Regions from separate parts of the Mus musculus genome. Here region 1 is linked to region 2. Evidence: chromatin loops called from intact Hi-C (ENCODE). Cell type or tissue: heart. All regions are shown on one strand. Each heading gives the region's core, and the rest is flanking DNA. Links, peaks and the distances in the headings are about the cores only. Region 1 holds the start of Trmt5 (TRM5 tRNA methyltransferase 5). Region 2 has its middle 7.5 kb from the start of Gm34016.

Region 1 (8,725 bases), core at 522-8,521, 230 kb before region 2:
ACACTGTTCCATGGCTTATTCTGTCACCTGTCCATGGGCAATTTATTTCAATACATAGAGCTAAAAACTTTTTAATGAAGGACTGTTTCAATATATCATTTTAGCAGAATTCAACCAAATCCTCTTATAGTCTCTGTGAGCATAAGTTGCTCAGAGTCGCACACTACATTGCAGCCATATTATGAATATGTCCTGTCCTGATTCTAAGCATCAGTCCTGCTGTTCTCTTGGAATTGGTAAACAGGGCAGTACCTTGGTCAGCATATTTTCCTCTCCACACAGCACTTCCATTTGGAAATTTCGGTACGTATTGTCAATGTTGCTGGTTTTATTTACTGCTGAGGTGATTCCTGGGTTTTTGTCAACCATAACTTGGCCTAAAAGGTGAAAATTCATGACTGTGAAACGAAAACTAAACAATTTAACATAAACGAATTACATTTTCTTTTGGTTTACAAATAAAAACTGTACTCGGTATGTGTAATTCTACCCACAATTCTAAAATTAAAGTACATACAGAAAATTTATGGATATCTTTAAAGCAAATTTTTGAGGGCTTGTGGTCTATTGTTTTTCCTCATTTTCTTTAAACTTATTCAAATAGAAGCAAAAGGGTCGACCATATGAAACTGACAATGGAATGAGAAGCTGTGAAGACCCTGACAACAAATGGCCCCAGAAACGCTAGAAAGCGAAGAAAGCCATATGCTTGTTCTGCTGGCTTCACACCAAAGGTTTCTTTTGCTGTGGGTCTGAAGCACATGCCTACAGTTTAGGGATGTGTATCAGCAAGCAATGTTTACAGCCAAGGAGACAAAGGTTCTTCAGAGGCTGACCTAAATTAAAAATGTTCTTCTACTTAAATTGGTCATTTAGTCAAACATTTATCCTAGCAGAAAGGCTACAAAGACAATAATATACATCAGAAATGACTTACTGTTAAAATCTTTAATTAAGTCTCTATCTTTTTGTCAACACTTGGAAATTTTATAGAGATCTATGTTCTCATTTCATAAAGAAAGAACTTCATCTTTAAGTTAGAAAAATGTACTGAATATAAATTTGATGAAATACAATGAGATTATCAGAATTCAGAATATGTAAAATAATCAATGGCTGCCTTATTGTGTTCTACTTATCATATCTGAACTCAATTAAAACTTTTTGAAGCTATGAACCTGTTCCCCCAACTCCTCCCAGATGCACTCGACTTCCCTACCCACCCAACTTTGTGTCCCATATATTCATGGATGGGTTGCCTTTCACTTACTTCTAAGACATAAAAGTTAGTTTTAAATAAAATTTTAAAACATTAAAAGCATTTCTATAATTCCATAGGAAAGCCGTAGGGCTTTGGACTTGGTATGGCAGCTGAGCTATGTCCCCAGCCAGAAATGTTTCACTTTTAACCCTTATGCACCACCACCATTTTAGGAGAAACATAGTTTTAAGTTAGGGTATTATATGAAAGCCCACATATGACCCTGAGCTGAGTCCCCACTGTGCAGTATTAATGTCTTTTGTCAATGAAGAGAGAGGAAGCAGAAGGGCATTATCAAGTCCAATCGATGCAAAATACTGAATGCTACATTTTAAAGCTGGGAATAATTCCCACATGTTTTGAAAATTACTGTATTAAAAAGAGTAACCTACAGAATGCATGTATACCAAGTATTTATATAAAATGTGATTTTGATTATCCTTCTATCCAAATAATAAAGGCTGTGGGTTTCCCTGGAGCTACAATAGTAGGGTGTACATAGCAGTTTCTAAAAGGCTAGGAGCACTTAAGAAAGTTTTAAAGTGTTTACCATAAAGAAGAGGCTTAATTAGCTAAATTACTAGCTAAGTCACTAGCATTGTATATGTGACTCTGAAACACCAAATTTCAAAACCTTGTACTGACCAATGTCCCAAAGGCCTAATGGCTTTTTGGACCAAAAGGATTTTGTTCAATATAACAAAGTGGTTGGAGAGAGAGAGAGAGAGAGAGAGAGAGAGAGAGAGAGAGAGAGAGTAAGAGTATGTGTGTGTGTGTGTGTGTGTAGGCCCAAAAGTCTCTGCCAACACTATGACTACAAAGAAGATATTCCAAAATGTTTTTCAAAAAGGGGGAAGGTGCTTCTGATTTGGTTTCAAATAAAAACTAAACTACCCTGCTTTTTTTTTTTTTACCCTGTTTCTTTAAGTTAGCATTTTGAAATAAAAAAATTAAGCACTAAAACTAGAATGTCACTTTTTTTCTAGAGTATGAATCTGACTGTAATCCACCTACCAATTAAATGCTTGAAGGGCAGCTGGTGATCTCGGAGATTCAGGTGTGCAATATGCCCAACCCTGCTGAATCCAGAGGTTACATCTTGACCTTCAGGAAGCACAGCTTTCAAAATTTCTTCTGACTTAAAATTTTCATATGTTAGTTCCAAGTTGTACTGGGATAACTGTGGGCTGACATCAAGTTCTTTTAAAACTCCGAGTTCTGCTTTGTCAAAGGAATCAGCAGTAAGCATCCTGTAGGGGTCCAACATGATCAGCCTACTGTCTTCATCCTTGGGATCCTCAATCACTCGCTTTATGCCCGGGCGCTGCAGGGCTACTCTCCTGAGGGCTCGCATCAATCTGTTGACTACTTCTTTCCTCGCTTTAAGCACAGGGATGGACACTGTCTTCTTAAAAGCTGTTCTATCAAGTTCTCTCATTCCTCGAACGTCAGAGGGTGGTGAAAATAATTCACTATCTCTCACACTTGCTTCTATTTCTGGCATGGTTGAGAGTCCTTGTCTTTGACCCAACAAGAAAACAGAAGGCGCTTTCCTAAGTCTCGGCACCAGGGTAAACAACAATATTGATTCACTGGGGTGACACCATTCCACTTGCAAAAGTCTTCTTGAGAATCCAAATAGCTTCCATACGATTCTGGGGAAAATAACAAAACAAAACACCAAACACCATCAAGCTACATGTGAACACATTCACAATGGCTTTTGAGGATGAAAATATAAATTATCTTTCAAGTCACCTGCCAAGTGCTGACAAAAGGTTTGGATGGCAAGGGAGGGCAGTCTCTCTTGCAGGTTAGAATGATCACTGTCCCTGGTAAATAATACATTTGCATTTTCAGTCTATTTGCCCCTATAACAGAAAAATTAGTGGTCTAGCAATCTCCCTATACCCAAAGAACTCTGCTCACAAATTTCGACAGAATACACATAGAATAGGAAGTATGAAATTTGAGTTAAGGGTCATCTCTAAATGAAATGATCACTATATGTGATGCCACCAATGGTAATACTTACTGGGATATTCTTAGGAGATCTTATTTTATTTATTCAACGGGCTGTTGTATCAGAAGCTGTGTTATGAAGTTTGTAAGCTAAGGGGTAAGTTAATCACCCAAAGTTATGTGGCTGCTAAGTGGCTTGGCAAGGCTTAAACGTTCATTAAGGTCTTAAAATGTAGCTCACTGGTAGAAAGCTTGCCTAGCACGCATGAGGTCCTGGGGTCATCCCTAACAGCACATAATATCAGGCATGGTGGTGCCTACCTGTAATCTCAGCATGAGGAAATAGGAGGATTAAAAGTTCAAGGCCAGCCTGGGATGCATTTGAGACCAGACCTCAAAAACAAACAAACAAACAAACAAACAAAAAAAAAAACAAAAGCTTGGTTAAAAATGACCTGAAAGCTGGGGATACAGTTTAGCTAGAAGTGTACCTAGCAAGCACAAGCAAATTCATGGGCTTTCAGCACTACATAGCCTGGGCACAGTGGTGCAGGCACTCAGAAAGCAGATCAGAAATTAAAGTCATCCTCCAGGTTGGTCTGGATACATGAGATTTGTCCCTTCCCATATGACCTTAGTATACTGTTAGGATGTCTATCATAGTGTACTGCCATATGCCATGCCTATAACTAAAAGCTTCAGTATTTTGACAAGGCTTTACTGTGTTGTTTGAAGTAAATGTAGGCGTCCGTTTTCCATCTGTAATATGTGGTTTAAACTATGAAAAGATTTTTGTGGTAATGGGAACCTAATCCCGGCACTTCTCATGCTATCCAATCCTACCACTGGGTGCATCAGCCCTCACCATGCATTTGACCAGCCCCCTACCCAAGGGCTCCGGCCTCGGCTTAGCGGCCGGTGGACAAGGAGATGAATGACCTGGTGGCCTTTTTGCGCTCATTGGGCAAGAAAGAAGAGCACGAGTCCCGCCGCGGTACCGTCAGGTTTTCTACATCACCCGGGACACTACTGCCCCCTCACCAGCTGCACCTTTCCAGGGCCAGCGTCACCCGAGGCCGGCTTCAGACCCGAACCCCTCACCTCATGCTCTGGTGCAGCTCGGAAATAGGGCGTCGGAGGCTGGTGACGTCATCACTGCTGGCCGCGAAGGCAGCGTAGAGTCCGACCCTGTGGACTCGCACCTCTCTTCCGGGCCCGCGATTTGCTACGAGAGCCCGGAAGGGCCAAGCCCGTAGCTCCGCCTCTGAAGCCGCTCAGCCGGGGCGCTTGGGGTTAGGGGAAGCGGCTCCGTGATTTACTTAGCAGTCGGTCGCGGAGCACCATGCAGGCGTCCCGGCACAGCATCCAAGCGGAGCCAGGCTGGTACGTCTCTGCCCAGCAGCCAGAGGAGGCGGTGGCTGCAGACGAGTGGAGTCCGTTGCTAAGCAACGTAAGTGGGCTTTACTGGCTGCGCTGGGTTCCTGTGCGCTTCGGTATCTTTCAGGGCTTGCAAGAGGAGCCTTGGACTGCAGGGGACTGACCCTGGGGTGGGGCCCGAACCACTGACCCCAGGCGAGTTTGGAATGTGGCAGCAGCATGGAGCACTCAGTCAATAGTGAGAGGCTTGGAACACCAGCGGGATGAGCCTCGGTTTTGTGACTCACCATTGCTTTGTGTCATTGTCGCCTCTGTCTCCTCTAGCCTTGTGAGGTCTTGCAAGAACATCACACGATGTTTCTTTTCTGGATTTAATCATGGGGCCAAGGGAAAGATGAGCTATAGGCACTTTAATACTCAAGTCCCTGTAAGTGAAGATGAGGAGAGGTCTCTGGTAATGTGCACATTGCTCGTCCTTAACCTAAAGCCGGTGTAGTGGGCTGTGTGTGCCCGGGGGCCCCGGAGCCTCTTCGGTCTTGAATGTCCAGCCTAGGAGGGCCTTGGGCATGCTAGAAAAACTCCCTAACTCAGAGCTGCTTTCCAGTCCTGCCACTCCACTTTTTATGAATCCCTGGACTGTAACAGCTGATGGTTTGGTTTATGTTGTCCCTGTAAGATATTCCTGCTAATCGACTTAATTCATTAGGCATATAAACAAAAGGTTAGTTTATTGCGGTCCTCGTACTTGAGGAAGAAGAGTTAGGGACAGAAGTTCCATGCTGACACTGGGATTCTTCAGGAAGCACGTGACTGAGGCCCGTTCCTCCTCTGTCTCCACCCTATCTTGATCTCTTGAAGTCACAAGGCTGTGGCTCCCACTGAAGCCAGCTGGGCCCTGCATGGGAGGAAGTAATTTTCCTGGAAGACTCGTTTCCTTGAGTTGCACCAATAGGTCAGAACGGAGGGAAAGGAACAAGTGTTATGTCCAAATGTGCTTTTCCTTGGGGTAATAACTCCTATGACGGAAAGCAACTTGGGAAGGGAAGGGCTTATTTCATCTTACAGCTACAGTCCGTCTTGAAGGAAAGTCAGGGCAGGAATCTGGAGGCAGAAACTGAAACGGGAGACCCGGAGGAAATATTGACTTGCCCCTACTGGCTTGCTCAGTTTGCTCTCCTTCATCCCCAGGAAGGCCTGCCTGCTCAGGGATGCCCCCACCTAAAACAGGCCGTGTCTTGGCCAGTCTCTTTAGGGCATTCTCCCAATTGAGATCCCCTCTTCTCCAATGAGACTAGCCTGTGTTACATGGGCGAAAGAACTAGCCACGTCCTGGTTAATTAGTGTTCACACGATTCCTCAAGTGTGTAGAATGGCTCAGCACACTTTAACTTCCTTCCTCAGGCATTTAATGTGGGTAAATGGTGTGTTTCCAGGAACCTCACAGGCAGGGATCCTCCGGTGCTTCCTTTGGTCTCTCCGTCTTTAACGTGATGAACGCCATCATGGGAAGCGGCATCCTTGGTTTGGCGTATGTGATGGCTAACACGGGTATCCTTGGATTTAGGTGAGGCCTGTTTCCATATTTTGTCATCACACGGTTCCATTTTGATAAGGAATTTTGATTCCAGAAGTTACCGGTCTACAATTTCTAGTTGGATTACTTCTGGGGTTTTAATGCTGTTTTGTTCCCCTTGTGCCTATCTAGTTCTGTGCTTTGGAGGAATGCTCCCTACAGTCATGCATGGCTTGAGGGGGTGGGCATTCATGTAGGAACCTCAAGAAAGGAACCCCGGGGCTCTAAGATAGCGTGGGCTTTAAAACAGCACCAGCAAAGCGGGGCTCTGGTGTAAGAATCAGAACCCAAGGGCTTATAGGGCACAAAAAAGAAAGGGAAGGCCACTGAGCATTGTCCCTTTTGGGCAGGTTGTTGCTAGGGGAAGCTTTGGAGATAAGGTAAGTGGTTAGGATGTCATGTGATAGATAAGCAGCTTTCCTGGTCAGACATGACTGGGGTCCATAGGGCACAGTGGGTAAGGATCTAGAAAACAAGTTACTTTAGGAATTGTTATTGTTTAACTAAAAGGGGGAGAGGGTACCAAGTGGAGTAGCCATGGCTAATAGTTCTGAAGTGCGGCAATGCTTTTTCGTTCCTGGGTGATCCTTATAGAGTATACTTAAACAAACCTAGATGGTAAAACCTTCTACACATCTATACAGTATTGCCTGTTGCTCATAGGCTAAAAAAATCACCTAATATAGTGCAGTCCACGTGCTAGTATAGTAAATGCCGCAGCAGTTGTAATGTAATCGTATTTGTTTATCAACACATGCAAAAAAGATCCAGTGAAAGAAGAAACCTGTTCCTGGATTGGACGTCGTGCTGAGAGGAACTGGAGAAGTCGTTTTAAGGGCCTTGTGTTTTGTTTTTCAATGTTTTGATTCTTGTTATAATAGCCTAAAAAACAAATACACCATATACCATATAAAACTTTTCTTTCTATATGTCCTTATTACATAAGCTTTTTAAATTTAATCTACTCTTATTCTCGTATTTTCCTTTTCCAACTTTTTCTTTAAAACTCAGACATAAGCACACTTACTACCCGAGAGCCAGGATCAGTTTACACACCTTGCTCATGGGGAGGTGTTTCGGGAGCAGGACACAGCTGCAGCCTCCTTGCCTGTGACAACAAAGCCTTTTCTGAAGCCCCTGAAGGACTGGTCCTGGTAGTTGGGAGGTAGAGACAGGAAGATCGGGGAATTCAGGGTCTTCCTCAGCCATATAAGTTCAAGTGAGACCCTGCTTCAAAAAACAAACAAACCAACAGCCACAACAATAAAAAAAGTGTGCCCTAAAATCATGATTTTTTAAAAGAATACAGTATGATAGTATAATAAATACAGGAACCGAGGATTGTATTACTTCTTCTTAGTGGATATTCAGTACTAGATGTAAAAGCACGTGTTGCGTTCATGATTATATGATTGGCAATGCAGTAGTCTGCTTTCCCCAGCTTCACCGTGAGCATGAATAATGTGTTCCCTATGACACGAGGACAGCCATGTTGTCTCTGAGACTTCATTGTTAACCCAGATATCACTGTGCAATACAGGACTGATGTTGATTTTTATTAATCTAAAAATGTGGCTAATCTAAAAAAAAAAAAAAACCACTTTGTATTAGTCAGGGTTCTCTAGAGTCACAAAACTTATGGACAGTCTCTAGATAGTAAAGGAATTTATTGATGACTTACAGTCGGCAGCCCAATTCCCAACAATGGTTCAGTCGCAGCTGTGAATGGAAGTCCAAGGATCTAGCAGTTACTCAGTCTCACGCAGCAAGCAGGCGAAGGAGCAAGAGCAAGAGCTAGACTCCCTTCTTCCAATGTCCTTATATTGTCTCCAGCAGAAGGTGGAGCCCAGATTAAAGGTGTGTTCCTTAAACTCGGAGATTCAATCTTCTGGAATCCATAGCCACTATGGCTCAAGATCTTCAAACCAAGATCCAGATAAGGATCTCCAAGCCTCCAGATAAGGGTCACTGCTGAGCCTTCCAATTCCGGATTGTAGTTTATTCCAAATATTGTCAAGTTGACAACCAGGAATAGCCACTACACACTTGATCTACAATTGATTTATGATTTTAAAAAGTTCAAGCTCATTTGTGTCAGGCTGGCCAATGTGAATCAAAACTTATCAGTCAGGCAAGTTAAAAGCAATTTTTTTAGGTGCAAATAAAATATCCTTCTCCTGTCTTAGGCTGCTAAATAAGACTTCTTTAACGCCTGGAGCCCAACATTATGTTCTGGGCTTATTTATTTTCAAGAGTTAGTCATGGGCCAGTGTCTTAGTACTGTTCTATTGCTGTGACTACACAGCATGACCAAGGCAGCTTATAGAAGAAAGCACTTTAAATGGGGGCTTGCTTACAGTGTCAGAGGGTAAGCATTGTCATCATGCTGGTCAGGGTAGCTGGGGAGTGTGGTAGGCTGCAGACAGGCAGGCATGGCACCGAGCAGTAGCTGGGAGCATACATTCCTGATCACCTGCAGGAGGCACTGAACAAGCAATACCTCCAAACCTTTCCTGATTTGGTCACCCGCTGCTAATCAAGCATTCAGTGAG
Region 2 (8,725 bases), core at 315-8,314:
AGAGCACCCAAGACTGCCACTACCTGGGAATCTGGACTCATCCCTGCACTGAAGAGAGACTCACATAGGAATCAGGCAGATGGTTTAGCTGGTGGAGGTGGCAATTGGCCTCCTGGCAAAGAACAGGTCATGGGAAAGAACGGGTGGGTCTGAGAATAATCAGAAAATTAGTAGCCCAGGCTATGATTCCATGTTAGACAGTTACCTTGCTCAGACTCATCAGCATCCAAACCTAATAGTTACAAATGGAGAAAGGAAGAGCCCTAGTTTAAAAGGGTGTCATGAGAAGGTTTAGGGAGGAGATGAGGGAGGCTTCCTCACTTTCCCAAGTCATGCCTGGAAGCTGATGGTCTCTAGTCTTAAAGATGCTTGGTGGTGTGAAGAAGGTCTCCAGGTGAGACCCGCTACACACCAGGTACAGACCTTCTTCCTAACATGAAGAAGACTGAGTGCACTGGGGTGTGTGTGTGTGTGTGTGTGTGTGTGTGTGTTGTAAGCACATTCAACGCAGGCCATACCTCTGTGCTGAAAGGAGCATGCTCGCATGAGGCCTTGTTAAGCAGCTGTAGCTACAAAGTTGCGCATTCTCAGTAATGGGGTCTCCTAACCCACTTTGCTTCTGTTCTTTCTCCCGCTGAGCTATGAGTTGCTGTGTAACCACTAGAATCTTCTATCCAAAAAATCCCTGCTAACACCCTACTGTGACCTCCCTTCTCCCACTGATCTCAAAGTCCCTAAGCTGACTGTCAGTAGCTTCTGCAGCCCCCACCCCCACCCCCAGTTTTCTTTCTCCTTTCCTTTAGGTGCCATCCACACTGATATTTTTGCTCCCGTCCTCTGTGGCACAAGATCCCCTTTTCTGACCTCAGTGGCTCCAGTGCCATCCTGAAGGTGTGCACTCCTCGCTGTTCAGAGAAAGTATCTCAGGCATATGACCGTGGGCTGTGACCCTGAGTTCCCCCAACGCTTACCTCCTCCAGCACAGCCTACACCGTACAGCAGTGCCCTGTACCTGTTTTCCACGGGGAACACTGTAAAGGCAGAGATGCGGCTCGTGCCCTCTGCTCCCAGTACAGAATCCGAGGAGAGCTGGCATTTGAAAATAACCAAATAAGTAAACCAAATTGTAATCACCAAAAAAGAAAGTTATTCTTCCCCTAACTCCACAGAAACACAACTGACATAGATGTTTATCTATGGTTACTCGGTCCCGCTGTGGGCTCTGTGTATACTTCAGTTCCTTGAGAATTTGTTTAAATGAAAAGCCACTGACTCTTGAAAGCTGACTGATTAAAGGATTCTTGTTGGAGTGGCTAGAAGGCACCGATGGGCAAAGTCAGTCTCAGTTTCTGATTTCTGGAAGCTTCCAGAGGCCCTCCAGGAGAGGAGGTATGTTAGTCACAGTCCAGGTCCTTTGAGAATGTCACCATTGAAAGGCAGCCTTGGTTCTGTAATTCTAGGGTGGCTTCCAAATATAGGCTACTGTCTTTAGTGAGAAATGTCTTTGGATAGCCGTGATGCTCCAGATCTGCCTTGCATTGCTTGTGGGTATATTTCTTAGCAAGGGGCACGCTAATGATTCGAGTCGCCTACACCTCATTCTTGAGCTATACCCTGACATTACTTTTTAACTCACATCAAAGCCTTTTCTCGGGACTCTGCACTCCTGTAATGATGTAATGCACTCCTGTAATGATGTAATGCACTCCTGTAATGATGGTCCGACCATAGCCACTGCGCTGCCTCAACCGTCAGTCGGAGTTCTCCTCCTCTTGGGTTACTGGGAAACTTAGACTTCTACATTCAACATTCTACCTCAACCATCAAACTCATCCAGGGTTGGTTTATCTTTTGGGAAACTACGTGCTTCAAGTTTTGTTTTGTTTTGTTTTGTTTTGTTTTAATTCCAGGAAAGAGTAGGAAAATCAGAGTAGCATGAACAAAACGAAGCCATTGGCTGTCGCCACCCCAGCTGCAGAGGGCAAATGAAGAGCTGGCACTAGGTGGCCAGCATCCTTCAGCCTTCATCCTGACCCACCAGTGCCATGACCAGAGGCCCAGTCTAAGGAATCAAAATGAGGAAGTTCATCTCGTCCGAAGCAGTAGGGATGTGCCTCCCGAGTTCTAATCCCTTTGACAAATATTCTATGCTGAGGACCAAAATCACCATCAGGGGATGGAGGAGCCCAGTTGATTAATTAGCCTATGATTAGCCTGGACTTTGATCCCCAGCAAGCAAGCAAGCAAGAAAGAAAGAAGGAAGGAAAGAAAAGCAAGCAAGCAGAACTGCCCCTCCACAGCACAGAACTTCTTTGCTAGAATATAAAGTCGAGACTCATCTGACTCAGTGATTCAATATATTTGGGCAATGTGTAACTGGAAACCCCGAATGATCGGGAGCATATGTGAGTGCGTGTGGTTCGCTCTAATTCTGAACAAACCACTAGTAAAACCACCTCTGTCCCCTCCTGTGTGAGCAGCTGAGGAGGAGCCAGCGGAGACTGCAGTCTCTGCATGCTGTCTTCTCCTGTGACAGTGGCAGCTCAGTCACAGAGTTCTTTTCCAGAAGGGGATGTAGAAAGTGGGGGACCTGGGGGCCTTTCAGACCCCAGTTCCCAACCTTAGTGACTGGAGGTGGCAAAATACAGCAGTCATTATGCTATATGTGATATTTACATTCACACTAAAATCCACATGAAGTCTTTTAGAATATCTTTCATTTACTCTTTGACAAGTTCATATGTGTATACAATGTACCTTGATCTTACCCAACCCCCACCCCCGACTCTGTCATACTCCTCCAAGACAGCCCCAGGACACATCGCCCTCCCAACCTCATATCCTTTCCACTTATTTATTTACTTATTTGTTTCTTATTTTTATTTTTAACCTATTGAGTTCAGTTGACGCTGCCTGCTGGAGCTGATCTTGGTGTGCTGTAGTGCAGGTGACCACAGTGGGTTTGTAGGCGCAATGGCCACATCACCCACAGGGGATTTCATTTCATAGCATTCTGCCTCACTCTGAAACTCTTACATTCTTCTGAGTCTTGCAGAGGGATCTTGACACAGACGTCCATTTAAAGGCTGTCTTAAATGAGATGAAAGGCTGGATTGCCAGAGCACACAGGATTTTAGGGCAACAAAAACTCTGGTCAGTTTTTGCTCAGCTCTTTGACCAGTTGTGAGCCACTGAATCCCACTCTCGCATGAAGATGTCTGGTGCAGCTCTCTTTATAATTTCCTCAATTGGGAAGCAACTGAGATATCTTTCAGGAGGTGAGTAAACATACAAGCCATGAAATAATAACATAATAATAATAATAATAATAATAATAATAATAATAATGATAATAATAACAACAACAATAAACAGGTGCAGGCTAGCAAGCCATGAACAGATATACAGGAAGATAGAAGGAAGGAAGCCAGCCCGAGAAAGCCACGTGATGTATAATTCTAACTCTGTGGCATTCGGGAAAAGCAAAACCACTGAGGCAGTGAGCAGTGGTCGCCAGGGATTAGAGATGAAGTGGGGATGACCTAGCAGAGCGCACAGGGTTTTAGGGCAATGAAACTGTTCTCTGGAGTACAGTAATGAGGGACTCGGGTCATATACATTTGTCCAGACTGTGAAGCACAAAAAGGGAACCCTAATGTGAGCTATAGACCTTGCCAGATAGTTATGTGGGTTTGGAGGTTGTAACAAATGGGTCAGGTTTCGGGGTGCAGAGAGCATATAGACACCCTCTGTGCTTCCTACTTTTTCCTTCAATCCTTCAATCCTAAACAGTTCTGAAAAACAAAGCTTTTTTTTTTTGTTATTGTTCCTTTTGTCTAGCATGTTAGAAAGCAAGCAAAGGCAACTTTATCTACATTTTTCAGTGCTGGAAATGAAACTCAGGGCCCAAGGCAGGCTCCCCGGATGGGTCTAGAGAAACCGAAAAAGAAATGCTTTGTTCAAAAATTGAGTTATCTTGCCAGACGTAATGGGGCACGCTTTTAATTCCAGCACTTGGGAGGCAGAGGCAGGTGGATTTTTAAGTTCAAGGCCAGCCAGGTCTTCAGAGTGAGTTCCAGGACACCCAGGGCTATACAGAGAAACCCTGTCTCGGAAAACCAAAAAAATAGAAATAAAAAAATAAAAAAATTGAGTTATCTTATTTATGTTTAATTATGTGCGTGTCCGCAGTGTGCATGTGCTAGTGGACCACAGGATCCAGAAGGTGGCGTCCTAGAGCTGGAGTTAAAGGCTCTGTGGGTGCTGGGGATCAAGCTCGAGTCTTAGCCATTGAGCCATCTTTCCAGCCCTGGAGTGTTTTATTTCTAATGTCACTGGGGATGCAGCCATGCTCAGTGTGCAGCCGGTCAACTCCCTCCGGGTTAGATCCCACACCTGTCTCCTCAGCCTCATATCAGCGCTTGGTCAGGGCAGACCGCCCGCTACCCAGAATACCATGCGGAGGGTAGAGGTGGGAACCTATTGCATGTAGGCAGAGACCTGAACAACCTACAACCTATTGGACTTGCTAAGCTCCTGAAGGAGGAAGCTGCTACCACTAAAGCCTACCTCCCAACTGAGGTTAGACAATCATCCGGGACACCCAAGTTTGGAGCACAACTGGGTGATTAGCTGTGTCACAGACGCCACCCTCAACAATGTGATGAATATCCTGTTGAGAATGGATGGTGGGCGGCGGCATGCACTGCTTGGCTTTCCTGTCTCTATTTTCTCAGTTGACGGTGACACTCAGAAAGGAGAGAAAGACCGGGCAGGTTTAACGAGAACGGAGCTAGGCTGTCATTGTACAAAGGGAACACTGACCAGTTTATCCAGATTGAAGCCTACTCGGCACAGACTCATTATTAAAGTATCAATTTCCCCAACATTGCGATCCTATTCCCCAAACCATAGATTATTTTCTTCTCTATCTCTAAAGGCTCTGTGGCCTCTGTCTAAAGCCGCTGCAATAGCTGGACAAGGAAAAAAAAGAGCCTTTGAAGATTATGGTGGGCAACAGCGACCTCTGCTGGGAGAATGGGGCATACTTGCACCACCCTAGACTGACCCAGAAAGTAAGACTAAGCTTGTGTGGTGCTTGTGGAGGCAGAGGGAAAACACACACACACACACACACTTTCATTTCTGTTTCTAAACTACTTTGAAGTTCAAATCAAACGCGTAAATTTACCTCTTTTTAGCTTTGTAGAAACAAAATATGCTACGTGTTCGCCACTTCCACAGCTTATTGGTAAGTGATTTTTTTTTTTTTTTCAGAGAGCCTCACCGTGTACAGAGGTTCTAGGGCAGCCTAGTGCTGTTGATTAGTTAATGGATTCTTTCCCATCTACCTGCCTCCTGGAACTCCAAGGTGATCGAGCCCAAGCAGGAAAATGTGTGGCCCACTTGTGCCAAGTCTGAGCTCCGCGGCAGGCTCTCACGCTGTTAGAGTTCCGCGGCAGGCTCTCACGCTGTTAGAGTTCCTTGGAGGTAAGATGAATCTGACTGTATCTGACTCAGGTCAGTGTGGGGGTCGACCGCATTCAAAGAGACATTGGCACACCCTTTGCCAAACTTTCCTCCTTGATTGCCCAGGAATGTGGATGTTTATTCTTAGCTCGCTGTGGGGAGAACATTGTGAATACTTTTGAAAAGAGCGGCTAGAAAATGGTCAAACTAATCAGGCAAAGAAGCCATTAGCTTTTCCCTGAAAAAAATTATTTCTGCCTTTCAAATCTTGATATGCCACTGCATAAAAAAACAAGCTGGAAGGCTGCCAAAGCGTGTGTGAATTTGGGGGGAGGGAATTATTAATGGTGAGCCGTTGGTAGACATGCCTTTAATTTGGGGATGAGTAAACTTAAGTTCATTTTAAAGGTTTCTCTGCCTATACGACATTTACTAGAGGATGGGGTTGGAAAATCCTGGGAATGGCCAGCTATCTATCCGTAGGGAACCTGGCTGGTGGAGACAGGTACTGGCGGTCATCCCTTGTGCTCTGGTTGGTGGTCATCCCTGTGCTCTGGTGGTCATCCCTGCTAGCCATCTGAGAAAAGGGGACTTTGACGGAGAAAATGCCCCTATCAGATTAGCCCATAGGCAAGCCTTTGGGGCTTTCATGATTGGTGATTTATGTGGAAGGACCCAGACCTCTGTGGACAGTACCACCCTTGCGCAGGTGGTTCGGGGTTGTAAAAGAAAAGAGAGCAAGCCAGGAGGAACAAGCCAGTAAGCAGTGCTCCTCTGTGGTCTCTGTGCCTGTTCCTGCCTCCAGGTTCCTGCCTTTAAGTTCCTGCCGAGGCTTCTCTGATGATGGACTGTGATGTAGACCGGTCTCTTCCTAATCTGCTTTTGGTCATTGTGTTTATCATTCTAACATATCCGCGCAACACCGCTTCCTCACCCCACCAGCTCTGTATCATCACCTGGACGGTGCTGGGAGAAATACTCTGTACTTCTCTCATGGTTGAGGGACTTCCCGAGGATCCCGGGTAGTGACATGCTTGGTCTCTTGGGTAATGTTTCGGAAAGGAACAGAAGAACCATTAAGGTTGAGTCTGTGGAAGGTCCTTAGGTTATCAGGTGTGGCCTCTTGGGTTCTTGGGAATGGATTGTTGTAAAAGAAGGAAGCCTGATGTCTCTCACCACCACTGTATACCCTGCAGTGATGCAGCCTCCAGGCAGTTCTCTAGAGCCAGTGTTGGCTGGACATCTTGATAAGTCGCTTGTCAAGTATTTTGTTATGGTGATGCTATGTGGACTCTAAAGAATGGAGACACAGACCTCCAGTTAACCTACAGTTCTGACCAGGAAGAGTGCTGCATGGAGGGAAGAATTCTGCTCCTTGAACCTTGAGGTATGCAGTGCTCTGTCTTCCTTTGAATCTTATACTCTCAGAAGAGCCCGTCGAAGGCTACGGCATCTCCCTGCAGTCGCTAGGATTACAATACAGCAGAGTAAACTCTGTTCCTCTCAAACCAATTTAGCGAGCTCCTGGCAACACCGGCTTCCCATCATGGCCCTTGAACCTCAGGGCAGGATTAAGGAAACATTTTTCTCTTCAGTAAGCAGGTTGTGGACCTCACTTAAACCACTCTTTGGCAGAGAAGCTAATTGACAGAGTTTCGGATTGTTTTTCGTATGCTACACCGACACCCAGCTGCTCCTTGCCTTTACTGCTGGTCATATCTCAGCGGGATTGAACTTGACACTGCCAGGAGAGGCCTTGAGAGATGGGATGCATTCCTTTGAAGAGAAGCCTGTGCTTCAGTCTATTCTTTTGATCACACCCTAGATATCACACCTGCCCTTTGTGGGATAAGGCAGTTTTTGACCTTTTCTCCCCAAAGCAAAAATATGATTATCTGGAAGAGAGAGAGAGAGAGAGAGAGAAAGAGAGAGAGAGAGAGCTGTTTCGTAACAGGCAAATTCAAATACAGATGAGACTAAGACCACCACTTACTGTTCCCACCGCCTTTCATCTACAGAGCTCAAAGTATTTGGCAAACATTAATTAATTATCACACCAGCCTGGTGAGGTAAGGGTATTATCTCATAATAACATATAAATACCGGCTGCTTCATGAAAGCCGCTACTTAAAAGGGACAGTCCCACTGGATCAGTTTCAAACCCAGTCCCCTCACCTGGTCTAGACCTCGAAGGCTTGGGTGACATGTTGGAGAGGGCCCAATTCTCTGATAACGTGATATCCCAGAGTGAACAAAGTCGCCCTCTCAAGACGATGTCTTTAATGGTCTTAGGGGTTATTACCCGTTGGAGGACCTTTTTCATGTTAAAACACTAATTGTGGCTTATTGCGTCTAAGTTGCTGTTAGTCTGCCCCTGGAAGAGGTTTAAGTGGGAGAGTCTGGGATCCTGTTTCAGACACCCATGGATTTGAAGGGACTGTGATCATTTCATGGGCTTGTCATATTTTCTTTGTCATTTTAAAGTCTGGGCATCTTGCAAAAACACGGTTTCATAGTTCATATGAGTGCTTGCCAGCCAGAAATTCCACCCAAGACAGTGAGCTTATCGGAGCGAAGCAGCACTGGAAGGTTCGACAGGCTTCCGGACTGATCATCCCAAAAGGACATCTCTTTTTATTTCGGATCTCTTTATTTCTGGCCATGACCTCCCTGAGCAGAGTCGTTGACATCCCAGTTGCTGACCCGGAAGCTCTCAGGGTTGATTTCCCAACATCTCTTCCAGTGAATCCTTCCCGACTCCTCCACATGCTACCAAAACCTGAGTTCCTCAAGAACCCACCTCGTGAGCGTGACACTCATCCATGTGACATCTGACTGGCTTTTTGAATCCCAAATGTTAATTTGGGGTGTTTGTGTGATGACATGGGGAGCTTGCGCTCTCTTTAAAATCACCCCACATCTAGACTTATCTTCCATGTGGGAAGTGCTCTGTAATCGTTAATTCAGGGTTTATGTTGGTCTGTCGAAATGTAAAAAATCTCCCCAGGCTCTGGCTGAAACCATTGTTTATAGTCTTAGCTGTGCAAAACCTTTATCTACACTGCTCTGAACTGCTCCTAGGAAGCAAGCACCTCCACTCAGCTGCACAAGAAACCATAGGTACCACTTAACAACGGCAGAGCATTGATCTGCTAAGTGTATCTGCTTGCCCTGGTCACTGGCCTCCCTTAGTTAACAGCCTCAAGGGAGAGAACCAGGCTTTGGACTCATAACTTTGGTTGAGCCGATGGGTCTC

What was found. Hi-C counts contacts between places; a loop is a spot of excess contacts. Peaks named below come from ENCODE experiments on the same cell type or tissue, not always from the same donor. Only the 100,000 strongest peaks of a DNase experiment are listed, where the experiment ranks them.
Region 1: it touches region 2 in a loop (4-fold over the local background); 3 of 42 quality-filtered maps call a loop at or near these places.

The regions. Positions count from the first base shown.
Region 1 is chr12:73,282,360-73,291,084 of GRCm38, forward strand. It overlaps Trmt5 (TRM5 tRNA methyltransferase 5), which reads right to left and starts at 4,352. Exons shown (of 5, transcript NM_029580.3): 1 at 4,325-4,352; 2 at 2,276-2,916; 3 at 253-377. The coding sequence starts at 4,329. Slc38a6 (solute carrier family 38, member 6) reads left to right here and starts at 4,489. Exons shown (of 16, transcript NM_001037717.3): 1 at 4,489-4,673; 2 at 6,034-6,164. The coding sequence starts at 4,566. In heart, for the core only: no CTCF peak of the experiment used is centred there; DNase peaks (open chromatin) are centred at 4,482 and 5,452; H3K4me3 peaks cover 2,330 bases; H3K27ac peaks cover 2,091 bases.
Region 2 is chr12:73,512,483-73,521,207 of GRCm38, forward strand. No RefSeq gene overlaps it. Among named protein-coding and RNA genes, the nearest start is that of Gm34016, 7.5 kb to the left of the region's middle. In heart, for the core only: a CTCF peak has its summit at 5,037 (motif pointing left); a DNase peak (open chromatin) is centred at 5,019; H3K4me3 peaks cover 417 bases; H3K27me3 peaks cover 709 bases.